Regions from separate parts of the Homo sapiens genome. Here region 2 is linked to region 1. The links are chromatin loops, found by intact Hi-C in ENCODE. Cell type or tissue: heart left ventricle. All regions are shown on one strand. Each heading gives the region's core, and the rest is flanking DNA. Links, peaks and the distances in the headings are about the cores only.

The links. Hi-C counts contacts between places; a loop is a spot of excess contacts. Peaks named below come from ENCODE experiments on the same cell type or tissue, not always from the same donor. Only the 100,000 strongest peaks of a DNase experiment are listed, where the experiment ranks them.
Region 2: it touches region 1 in a loop (5-fold over the local background); 65 of 110 quality-filtered maps call a loop at or near these places.

What each region holds. Positions count from the first base shown.
Region 1 is chr1:93,419,919-93,425,375 of GRCh38, reverse strand. No RefSeq gene overlaps it. Among named protein-coding and RNA genes, the nearest start is that of FNBP1L, 25 kb to the left of the region's middle. In heart left ventricle, for the core only: no CTCF peak of the experiment used is centred there; no DNase peak of the experiment used is centred there.
Region 2 is chr1:93,825,070-93,830,526 of GRCh38, reverse strand. It overlaps a transcript of BCAR3 not described here. Among named protein-coding and RNA genes, the nearest start is that of MIR760, 19 kb to the left of the region's middle. In heart left ventricle, for the core only: no CTCF peak of the experiment used is centred there; no DNase peak of the experiment used is centred there.

The sequences.
Region 1 (5,457 bases), core at 117-5,116:
TGCCTTTGTGCTATTTTCATGCATTTTACTCCTTCAGATGTTATAAGCATCACAATGCATTGTTATTAAGTTTTTTTGATATGGGGTCTCTCTCTGTTGCCAGGCCGGAGTGCAGTGGTGCAATCACAGCTCACTTGTAGCCTCAACCTCCTGAGGGGCTCAAGCAATCCTCCCACATCAGCCTCCCAGGTAGCTGGGACCTCAAGAACTTACCACCACACTCAGCTAATTTTTAAATTATTTTGTAAAGTTGGGGTCTTGTTATGGTGCCCAGGCTAGTCATGAACTTCTGAGCTCTAGTGATCTTCCCACGTTAGCCTCCCAAAGTGCTGGGATTATAAGTGTGAGCCACCATGACTGGCTCATTGTTATTAATCTTGCCTTAAATACCTAGTTATCTTTTTAAAGAATTTTATTGAGATATAATTAACAATACCAGGCATGGTGGCGCATGCCTGTAGTCCCAGCACTTTGGGAGCCCAAGGTGGGTGGATTGCTTGAGCTCAGGAGATCAAGACCAGCCTGGGCAACATGGCGAAAGCCCATCTCTACAGAAAATACAAAAAATTAGCTAGGCATGGTGATGCATGCCTGTAGTCCCAGCTACTTAGGAGACTGAGGTGGGAGAATCACCTGAGCCAAGGAAGTTGAGGCTGCAAGGCTTCAATGAGCCATTATCACACTACCGCACTCCAGCCTGAGTGATAAGGTGAGACCTTATCTCAAAAAAAAAAAAAGAGAGAGAGAGATAATTAACAAGCTATACAATTCACTCACCTAAGGTGCACAATTCAACAGTTTTTAGCATATTCACAGACTTGTGCAACCATCATTTTAGAGAATTTCATCATCCCAAAAAGAAACCCCTAACCCATTAGCAGTCACTCTCCATTTTCCCCCAATCCTCCAACCCCTAGGCAATCACTAATCTGTGTCTATAGATTTGCCTATTCTGGCCATTTAAGGTAAATGAATCCCTATCATATGTGGTCTTTTGTGACTGGCCAGCCAATTTTTTTTTTTCTTAAGAGATAAAGGTCTCGCTTTGGCGCTCAGGCTGGTCTTGAACACCTGAACTCAAATGATCCTCCTGCTTCAGCCTCTGAAGTAGCTGGTACTACTAGAACATGTCACCACACATGGCTTCAATTATCTTTTAAAGAAATTTTTTAAATTAGCAAGAAGAGTATTTTATCTTTGCCCACATTTTCACCATTTCCAGTGCTCTCTTCATTCCTTTGTGTAGTTCCAGGTTTTCATGTGGTATCACTTCCCTTCTGCTTGGCAGATTTCTTTCTTTTCTTTAATTTTCTTTTCTTTTCTTTTTCTTTTCTTTTTTTTTTTTTTTTTTTGACGGGGTCTCGCTCTGTTACCCAGGCTGTAGTGCAGTGGTGCGGTCTTGGCTCACTGCAAGCTCCGCCTCCCGGGTTCACGCCATTCTCCTGCCTCAGCCTCCTGAGTAGCTGGGACTACAGGTGCCCGCCACCACGCCTGGCTAATTTGTTTGTATTTTTAGTAGAGACGGGGTTTCACCAGGATGGTCTTGATCTCCTGACCTCGTGATCCACCTGCCTCGGCCTCCCAAAGTGCTGGGATTACAGGCGTGAGCCACCGCGCCCAGCCTCTTCTTTCATTTTTTTTTAAGACAGAGTCTCACGCTGTAACCCATGCTGGAGTGCAATGGCACAATCTTGGCTCACTGCGGCCTCTGCGTCCTGGGTTCAAGTAATTCTCGTGCTTAAGCCTCTTGAGTAGCTGGAATTACAGGTACCTGCCAATACACCCAGCTAATTTTTTGTATTTTTTAGTAGAGATTGGGTTTCACCATGTTGGCCAAGCTGGTCTTGAACACCTGGCCTCAAGTGATCCACCCACCTCGGCCTCCCAAAGTGCTGGGATTACAGGTGTGAGCGATGGCACCCAACCCTTTTAGCATTGTAGTGCAATTCTGCTGGCATTAAATTTTCTCTCTCTCTCTCTCTCTCTCCATATATATATATAATTTATAAACAACAGAAATTTATTCTCACAGTCCTGGAGGCTGAGAAGTTCAACAACAAGGAGCTGGCAGGTTTGGTGTCTGATGAGAGCCCAGATCTCTGCTTCCAAAATAGTGTCTTGAATGTTGCATCCTTACATGGCGAAAAGGATGGAGAGCAAAGTAAAAGGGGGAGTTTTTATATATTCAATAAAGCCTTTATTTTGCCTTTTTTTGAAAGATATTTTTACCCAGTATAGAACGTTAGTTTGATTTTTTTCAGTGTTTTGCCAACAATGTTCCACCATCTTTTGGTTTGCATTATTTTCAACAAGAAATATGCTGGATTTTTAAATCTTTGTTCTTCTCAATTTTTTTTGTTGTCCTAGCCCTCCTTTTCAGGGATTTCAGTTATACACACATTAGGCCACTTGAATTTGTCCCAAAGTTCAACTTTTTTTCTTTCTGTGTGTCATTTTGGGTAATTCCTATTGCTACATATTATATTTTCTTCCACTGTCTAATCTACTATTAATCCCACCCAGTGTACTTTAAAAAATCTCGGCCAGGTGCAGTGGCTCAGGCCTGTAATCCCCGCACTTTGGGAGGCTGAGGCGGGAGGGTCACGAGGTCAGGAGATCAAGACCATCCTGGGAAACACGGTGAAACACCGTCTCTACTAAAAATACAAAAAAAAATTAGCCGGGCGTGGTGTTGGGCGCCTGTAGTCCCAGCTACTAGGGAGGCTGACACAGGAGAATGGCATGAATCCGGGAGGCAGAGCTTACAGTGAGCTGAGATCGCACCACTGCACTCCAGACTGGGCGACAGGGCGAGACTCTGTCTCGAAAAAAAAAAAAATCTCAGAGCCTGTATTTCTCATCTATATTAGTTTGATTTAAATTTCTCTATATCTTCTATGTTTTTCTTTAACATGCTTATGCTTTCCTCTGCCTTCTTGAACACATAAGTTATATAACAGTTATAGTTATAATAATTTATACTGTCTACTAATTTGATGATAGAAACATTGATAATAACAGATGATAATCTATGCCATTCTAGTGTCTATTTCTTTCAAGTAATTTTTCTCCTGTTATAAGTCATATTTTTCTGTTTCCTTGTATCCCTAATAATTTTTCACTGGATGCTTGACATTGGAGTTTTATGCCATTTGATGCTACATAATTTATATTCCTTTTGATATTCTTGAGCTTTGTTCAGTTAAGTTACTTGAAAATAGTTTGTTCCTTCTGAGGCTTTCCCTCAAGCTTTGTTCGTGGGACAAGAGTAGCTTTTAGTTTACAGCTCATTTTGCCTCATTACTGAAGCAATACCCTGTGTGTATTCCACCTCATGTCCCATGTATTACCAATTTTTTTTCACTCTGGCGGGTGGACTCCTGTGTGATCTCCAGGGATTGTTCCAGGGATTGTTCTTCCTGCTCATCTCTGGTGATTCTCTCAGCAGCCCTAAATAATTTCTTTCTACATACACTTTGGTGAGTTTGGGAGGCAGGCGGATCACGAGGTCAGGAGATAGAGACCATCCTGGCTAACACAGTGAAACTCCGTCTCTACAAAAATACAAAAAAATTAGCTGGGCATGGTGGCGGGTGCCTATAGTCCCAGCTACTCAGGAGGCTGAGGCACGAGAATAGCGTGAACCCGGGAGGCGGAGCCCGCAATGAGCCAAATCACGCCACTGCACTCTGGCCTGGGTGACAGAGCAAGACTCCGTCTCAAAAAAAAAAAAACCAAGAAAAAAAAAAGACTCAAGAAGGGCTGGGCACGGTGGCTTATGCTTGTGATCTCAGCATTTTGGGAGACCGAGGTGGGAGGATTGCTTGAGACCAGGAGTCCCAGACCAGCCTGGGCAATATAGGGAGAACCCCGTCTCTACCAAAAAAAAAAAAAAAAAAGAAAAGACTCAAGGACAACTTGGCAAATATCCGAAGCTCTCTTTCTCTATTTAGTTCTCTCTTTTCCATGAAGCTCTCTCCTCACCAGTACTCTGCCAAGTGAAATCTAGCTACCTTGCCCTGTGTGAATTCTCAACTCTGTTTCCTCTATTCAAGGAGACCATCAAGATCTGTTTCCTCTATTCAAGGAGACCATCAAGATCTGTTTGAGTCCTCCCTTCCTGTGGTATGGCCTGGAAACTCTCCTCTGTCAGTAACTGAAGCTACTGAGCTAAATGAGGCTCACCTCATTTGTTCCCCTTCATCCCGCCTGTTGTCCAATGTCTGAAATCCTTATGTGGTAGATAGAATAATGACATCCTCCCAACCACAAAATGTTTATGTCCCAATTCGCAGAACCTGTGAATATATTAAGTGGCAAAAGGGACTTTGCCTGTGTAATCAAATTAAGGATCTTGAGATTGGGAGGTTATCCTGGATTATTCAAGTAGGCTTACTGTATTGATAAGGGGTCCTTATAGGCGAAAAGGGGAAGCAGGGGAATTAGAGTGAGAGAAGGAGATGTGATGACGGAGCACAGGTCAGAATGATGTGTTGCTGGCTTTGAAGATTGATGAAAGCCAAAAAATAATGAATACATAAGCCAATTTCCCAGCCTCTAGAATGTAGAAAAAACAAGGAAACAAATTCTCCCCTAGGTCTTCCAGGAGGAATGCAGCCCTGCTGACACCTTGATCTTAGCCCAGTGAGATCCATTTTGGACTCTTCAGAACTGTAATATAATACATTTGTGTTTTATGTAATATATTTTTATATAATATATATATTTTATATTATATAATTATATATAATATAAAACGTATTAAAAATATATTAAAACATATATTAAAAATATGTTTTTAAAATATATTTTTAAAACATATATATTTAAAAATATAATAAAAACATATTTAAAAACATATAATAAAACATATATTATATATATGTTGCTGTTGTTATACCGCAAACTTGTTTTAAGGCACTAAGTTTGTGGTAAATTGTTACAACTGCAATAGAAAAATAATATACCTCCTTTCTATATATTTTATTCAGTTTTTGATTTGTTTAAAATGTGAGTGTGCTCCATTGCTCATCAAGGCAACTCAAAAACACAGACTCTGCAGTTTCTTTTTCTTTTCTTTTTTTTTTTTTTTTTTTTTGAGATGGAGTCTCACTCTGTTGCCCAGGCTGGAGTGCAATGGCACAATCTCAGCTTACTGCAACCTCCACCTCCCAGGTTCACCTCCACCTCCCAGGTTCACCTCCACCTCCCTGCCTCAGCCTCCTGAGTAGCTGGGATTACGGGTGCCCACCACTACGCCTAGTTAATTTTTTGTATTTTTAGTAGAGACAGGGTTTCACCATGTTGGCTAGGCTGGTCTTGAACCCCTGACCTCATGATTCACCCACCTCGGCCTCCCAAAGTGCTGGGATTACAGGCGTGAGCCATTTTGCCTGGCCTCTTTTTCTTTTCTTTCTTTCTTTTTTTTTTTTTTTTGAGACAAAAGTCTTGCTCTGC
Region 2 (5,457 bases), core at 104-5,103, 410 kb before region 1:
GGAGCTTCTGAGCCAGGAGCAGGAATTTCACAAGGTTAATCGCTCAGTTAAGGTGGGGCGGGAACAAATCACAATGGTGGAATGTCATCAGTTAAGGCAGGAACCGGCCATTTTCACTTCTTTTGTGATTCTTCAGTTACTTCAGGCCATCTGGATGTATACATGCAGGCTTGGGCTCAGAGTCCTGACAGACGTGTGCCACCACGCCCAGCTAATTTTTGTATTTTTAGTAGAGACAGGGTTTCACCATGTTGGCCAGGTTGGTCTCGAACTCCTGACCTTGTGATCCACCCACCTCGGCCTCTCCAAATTCTGGGTTTACAGGCATGAGCCACCACACCCGGCCAAACTGGGTAATTTATAAAAAAAAGAGGTTTAATTGGCTCATGATTCCACAGGCTGTGCAAGAAGCATGATGCTAGCATCTGCTTGGCTTCTGGGGAGGCCTCAGGAAACTTACAAATATGGTGGAAGGCAAAGAGGGAGCAAGCACTTCACATGGCCAGAGTAGGAGGAAGAGAGAGTGAGTGGGGAGGAGCTATACATTTTTAAACAACCAGATCTTGTGAGAACTCTATCATTATACAGTACCAAGGAGGGATGGTGATAAACCATTCATGAGAATTCCACCCCCATGATCCAGTCACATCCCACCAGGCCCCACTTCCAATGCTGGGGATTACAGTTGAACATGAGATTTGGGTGGGGACACAGATCAAAACCATTTCAGTAACAAAGTCTGGAAGTAAGCCATTGTAGGGGTAGAAATGTGTGGTACCTTTTCTCAACCATCATAAGGCTCACAGCCAACACTTTTATAACAAAAGACAAATTAACAAGGGAAAAGCATGGCAAATTTATTTAATCAAAGTTTTAGGCCAGGCGTGGTGGCTCGTGCCTGTAATCCCAGCACTTTGGGAGGCCAAGGTAATACAGGAGTTATTAAGAAATAATTTTTAGGCAGCTAGAAAGGGTGGGAGTTCTCGGTGGAATTTTCCTTTAATAAAAAGCAGCCCCAAAACCATTTCTTCTCTAACAGAAAGCAGACTGAGAAGGCATAGATAAGGAAACTAGGAGTTTTTATATGTAAATGCAGACAGCTGGAAGCCAGGTACATTCAGTATGGCATCTCCCACCCTCTTTTCCTTGTCACCAGGTCTCTCACCCTCTTTTCCTTGTCACCAGGTTTATGGGTGTCACAGCAGCCTCCAGGTAAAATCACGTGTACAAGTATAGCCACCACCAGGTGGAGGCCATATTTGCATAATAAAAGACTAGGGTAGGAGAGCCAGTCTTTTCCTGGGCTATGTGAATGGCACACCTGGTCAACCCAATCCCCTGAGCCCTAAGTAAATCAGTCACCGCCTCCTCAAGCCTGTACAAAACCAATTGCGTTCCACTGCAGACCGGAGACCCTCTTTTGGGTGACCTGCTTTCTCAGCATGAGGAAGCTTTTTCTCTCTCTTTTCTTCTATTAAACTTTCCACTCCTGAACCCACTCCTCGTGTGTGTCCATGTCCTGAGTTCTTTCTCAAGTGAGACCAAAAGCCAGGGTATATACCCCAGACAACAGAGCTGTTTCACAGGTGGATGGATCACTTGAGCCCAGGAGTTCAAGACCAGCCTGGCAACATGGTGAAACCCCATCTCTACTAAAAATACAAAAATTAGCCGGGTGTGGTAGCATGCGCCTGTAGTCCTAGCTACTTGGGAGGCTGAGACACGGATTGCTTGAACCCAGGAGGCAGTGGTTGCAGTGAGCTGAGATCGTGCCACTGCACTCCGGCCTGGGTGACAGAGCAAGATCCTGTCTCAAAAAAAAAAGTTTTACATGATGCAGGAGACTTCAAAAATGAATACACAAAGACCCAGGGAAAACTGTCCACTTTTATGCATAGATTTGATGAAGATGAACAGCTGTGTAGAAATGTGATTGCACAAAAAGGAGGGGCAGGAACCCAGCAAGGCCTGTCTGTTCAGATTCTTCTTGGTCTTACTGTGTAGCATTCCTTCCTCCCAGGCAGAGGGGAGAACCCCTCTGGAGCAAGGATAACCTGCAGTCAGACAAGGTAGGTCAGGGAATTTATTTATGGCTAGCTTCTGCACAGAAAGGCAGGGGAAGGTCAGAGTAATATTTCTAGGTTTTATAGCTTAATTTGGAAGAGAGGGATTCTAGTTTCTATGACTTGCCTTGGGGAAGAGGAATTATGATATTTTCTAAAGAGACAAGGTCTTGCTCTGTCGCCCAGGCTGGAGGGCAGTGGTTGCAATCACAGCCCACTGCAACCTTGAACTCCTGGGCTCAAGTGAGTGATCCTCCTGCCTCAGCCTCGCAAGTCATTGGTACTACAGGCACATGCTGTCATGCCCAGCTAATTTTTTTTTATTGTTTGTAGAGACAGGGTCTTGCTCTGTAGCCCAGGCTGGTATGCAGTGGTGCAATCATAGCTCACTGCAGCCTTGATCTCCTGAGCTCAAACAATCCTCCTGCTCTCTGCCTCCCAAAGCACTGGGATTACAGGCATGAGTCACTATCCCCTGCAGGAATTGTGATTTCTATGACTGGGAAGAATGAGGGGCAAGAGACATGAGGGTGGGAGAAGGTCAGAGAGAACTTGCTACTGGGGCTGCTTCTGAGGCCTTCCAATCTCTTTTAGTTTGAGGTACTCAGCATGCCAATGTCTTATTTTGGGGTATTGTTTTCTGAGCCCCAACACTGTCCATCACTTCTCTCTCTCTCCCCTACATACTTTCTCCTTCCCTCCCTTCTCCTTTCTCTCCTCCTTTCCCTCCTCCCTTCTCTTCCTCTCTCTTTCCCTCCCTCCCTCTTTCCTTTTAGATGCGTTTACAAGAAGGCTGGATATAGAATCAGGAGACCTAGAAACCTGGCCTGGTCTTATCCTTAACTTAGGGTAAGTAACTCAGCCTCTCTGGACTCAGTGTCCTCACTTGTAAAATTAGGGGCTGAATAAGAGAGGATGCCTAGGGTCCTGCCCAGCTCCAAAATGCTTTGGTCCTCCAAGATCCATAAGACTGCAGGAAGTAGCTGAGACAGCCCTCTCGGAGGGAGCTGGGTCACAGTCTGCTAGACTCCCCTGCTATGTAAAGTCCCATTCTGGCAGATGTCACTTAGATTTCCCCCACTGGCTCCAGATAGGCCTGCTTTGGATAAATGACACTCCTGTTTTGCTAAATCTGACCAACTCAAATCATGCCATATGTGCCTCATTACAAACTTGTCCCTGTGCCAGCCAGATGGATGCAGTACTTTTTGGTCTCCCAGCTAAAGGTTGAAATGGCCTTCATGATGGCACAGCTGGCCTGTAGAGGTGCTTTTGTTTCACTTGTTAGACACCATGTTCTGTTTCAATTCTGTTTCTCTAGTTAAAGTGTTTTCATTTCTTTATTTGTTCAATAAACACCTCTCAAGTACCTGTATGGCCCTGGCACTCTGAGGGGCTCCATAATACCAAAACAAATAGGTCACAGTCCCTTCCTTTCTGGAGCTGGCACTGCCCATGGCCTTCCTGGTATTCCACAATCTCTTCCTACTTAACTCTCCAGCTTTATTTCCCTCCACTGATGACTCCTCCCTGTCATATTGTCCCTTTCCCTGGGGAGGTTTTGCACATGCACATGCTTAGCCTGAACAGGAACCCCTGCCCTCCCAGGTACACATAGGCATTTATACACACACACGTGCATGCACACATGCACGCACACACACACACACCCCTACCTCTCTCCCCAGCCATGGGATTCTCCATTCTTCAAGTTTCGACTTCAGTGTACTTTCCTTAGGAGATCTCCCCTGACTGTTCTGCCCCCAATTCCTGTTATATATTCCTTTAGCACCCTGACTTTCCTTCTCAAAACATTCTCCATCTGGTAACTGCTTTTTAAGTCTTCTCCCTCACTGGAATGTAAACTACCTGGCAGCATGAGGATCACTTCCTGCACACGGTAGGCCCTCAGTAAATGAAGTATGAATGAATACGTGGATGAATGAAGCTGTGAAAGGGAGAGACAAATAGACAGAGATGGATATATCCCATCAAGATCACAGAAGGAATGGGAGCGAAGACTGGTAGACAGACCCATAGAAAGGGACCCCAGCTGCTGTGATGGGGAAGGGATGGGTGGCAAGGTCTCAGAAGAAATTTGTACCTGATCCTGAAGAAGGAATGAGTAAAGTGAAGAGGAGAGGAAAGTGCAGCTCAGGCAGAAGAGACAGCATGAATAAAGACAGGAGGTGGTGGGCCTGGTGTTTTCAGGGTCTGGAGAGTTGTTCATGAGGCAGGTGTGGAACATCAGAGGCTGGCAGGAGAAGCTGTGAGCTCCCAGACAGTGCCCTCCTCCTTGAATAAGAACTTGCAGAATCCCCGACTCTGGAGTCCTTACCATGGCAGGGCACTCTAAAGAACAGAATTCTTCCTTCCCTCTCCCCTCTTTCCCTTGCTTCCTGTCTTCCCTTCTCTCATTCTTCATCAAATTCAACTCACATTTACTGAACTCCTTCTGTGCATCAAGAGTTAGAGAATTTTCTTCTCACTCTCTGCTTTGAAAGATGAATCTAGCTCCAAACCAGAAATGGTTCCACTAGGCTGGAACTGTGGTCAGGGAAGCAGATGAGAGCTGGCATGTGGGCAAATTAGGGCAGAAACAGACTCTTGGTGGATTCCAAAGTAGGCACAGATTTAGAGGGACCAGGTTAGTGAAGTTACCCAGAACAGAGATGGGTCAAAGACAGAGGAGAGAAAGCCTCTTTGCTGCTGCGGGCCCTTTAAATGATACCCTCTCCTCTGCTCGCATGGCCTGGGGGCTGGTCGGCAAGTGCCCCACCAGTGGGTGCTGACTCCAGAGGTTTGGCCCTGGGGAAGGAGGGTGGAAGGCCGAGCTCAAAGTAGAGAAAAGGGGCATCTGGAATCTCCATGGCAAGGGGCAGGCAGAGAGTGCAGAAAGGCAGGGAGCATGACCTGTTTCCTTTCCACAAAAGAAATGGTACTATCTCCTGCTGGGGTGACCTCTGCTTTCCTCTCTGAAGAGACCTTAACTTTTAACTGTTCAGGTTGCTTTTCTTGATCAGGGAGGAGCTCAAGCCTGCAAAACCTCCCTGTAGGTAAGAGGGAGAATATGCCAAGGGAGGCTGCTGCTATACAGCTCCTAAAAGGAAAGTAGGGTGGGTAGGATGGGATCTCAAGGCCAGGCTGCCCATGGTGAGTGCACTTCAGGTGGATAGCTGTGCTGGGGGAAGCTGCCGGCCAAGTGGACACTCAGAGCTGGCAGCCCTGGAAATGAGATTGGAGCCCTGAGGCTGAGTGGGGGACATAGGCGTTAGCACTCCAGTATTGTATCATGTATTACTGTCAGGTTTTGTGCGTACTGCCTCCTGAACTTGACCTTGGATGTGGAGGTAATGTTATACGTCACCCAGAGAAACCATTCTAGAGCTGACTA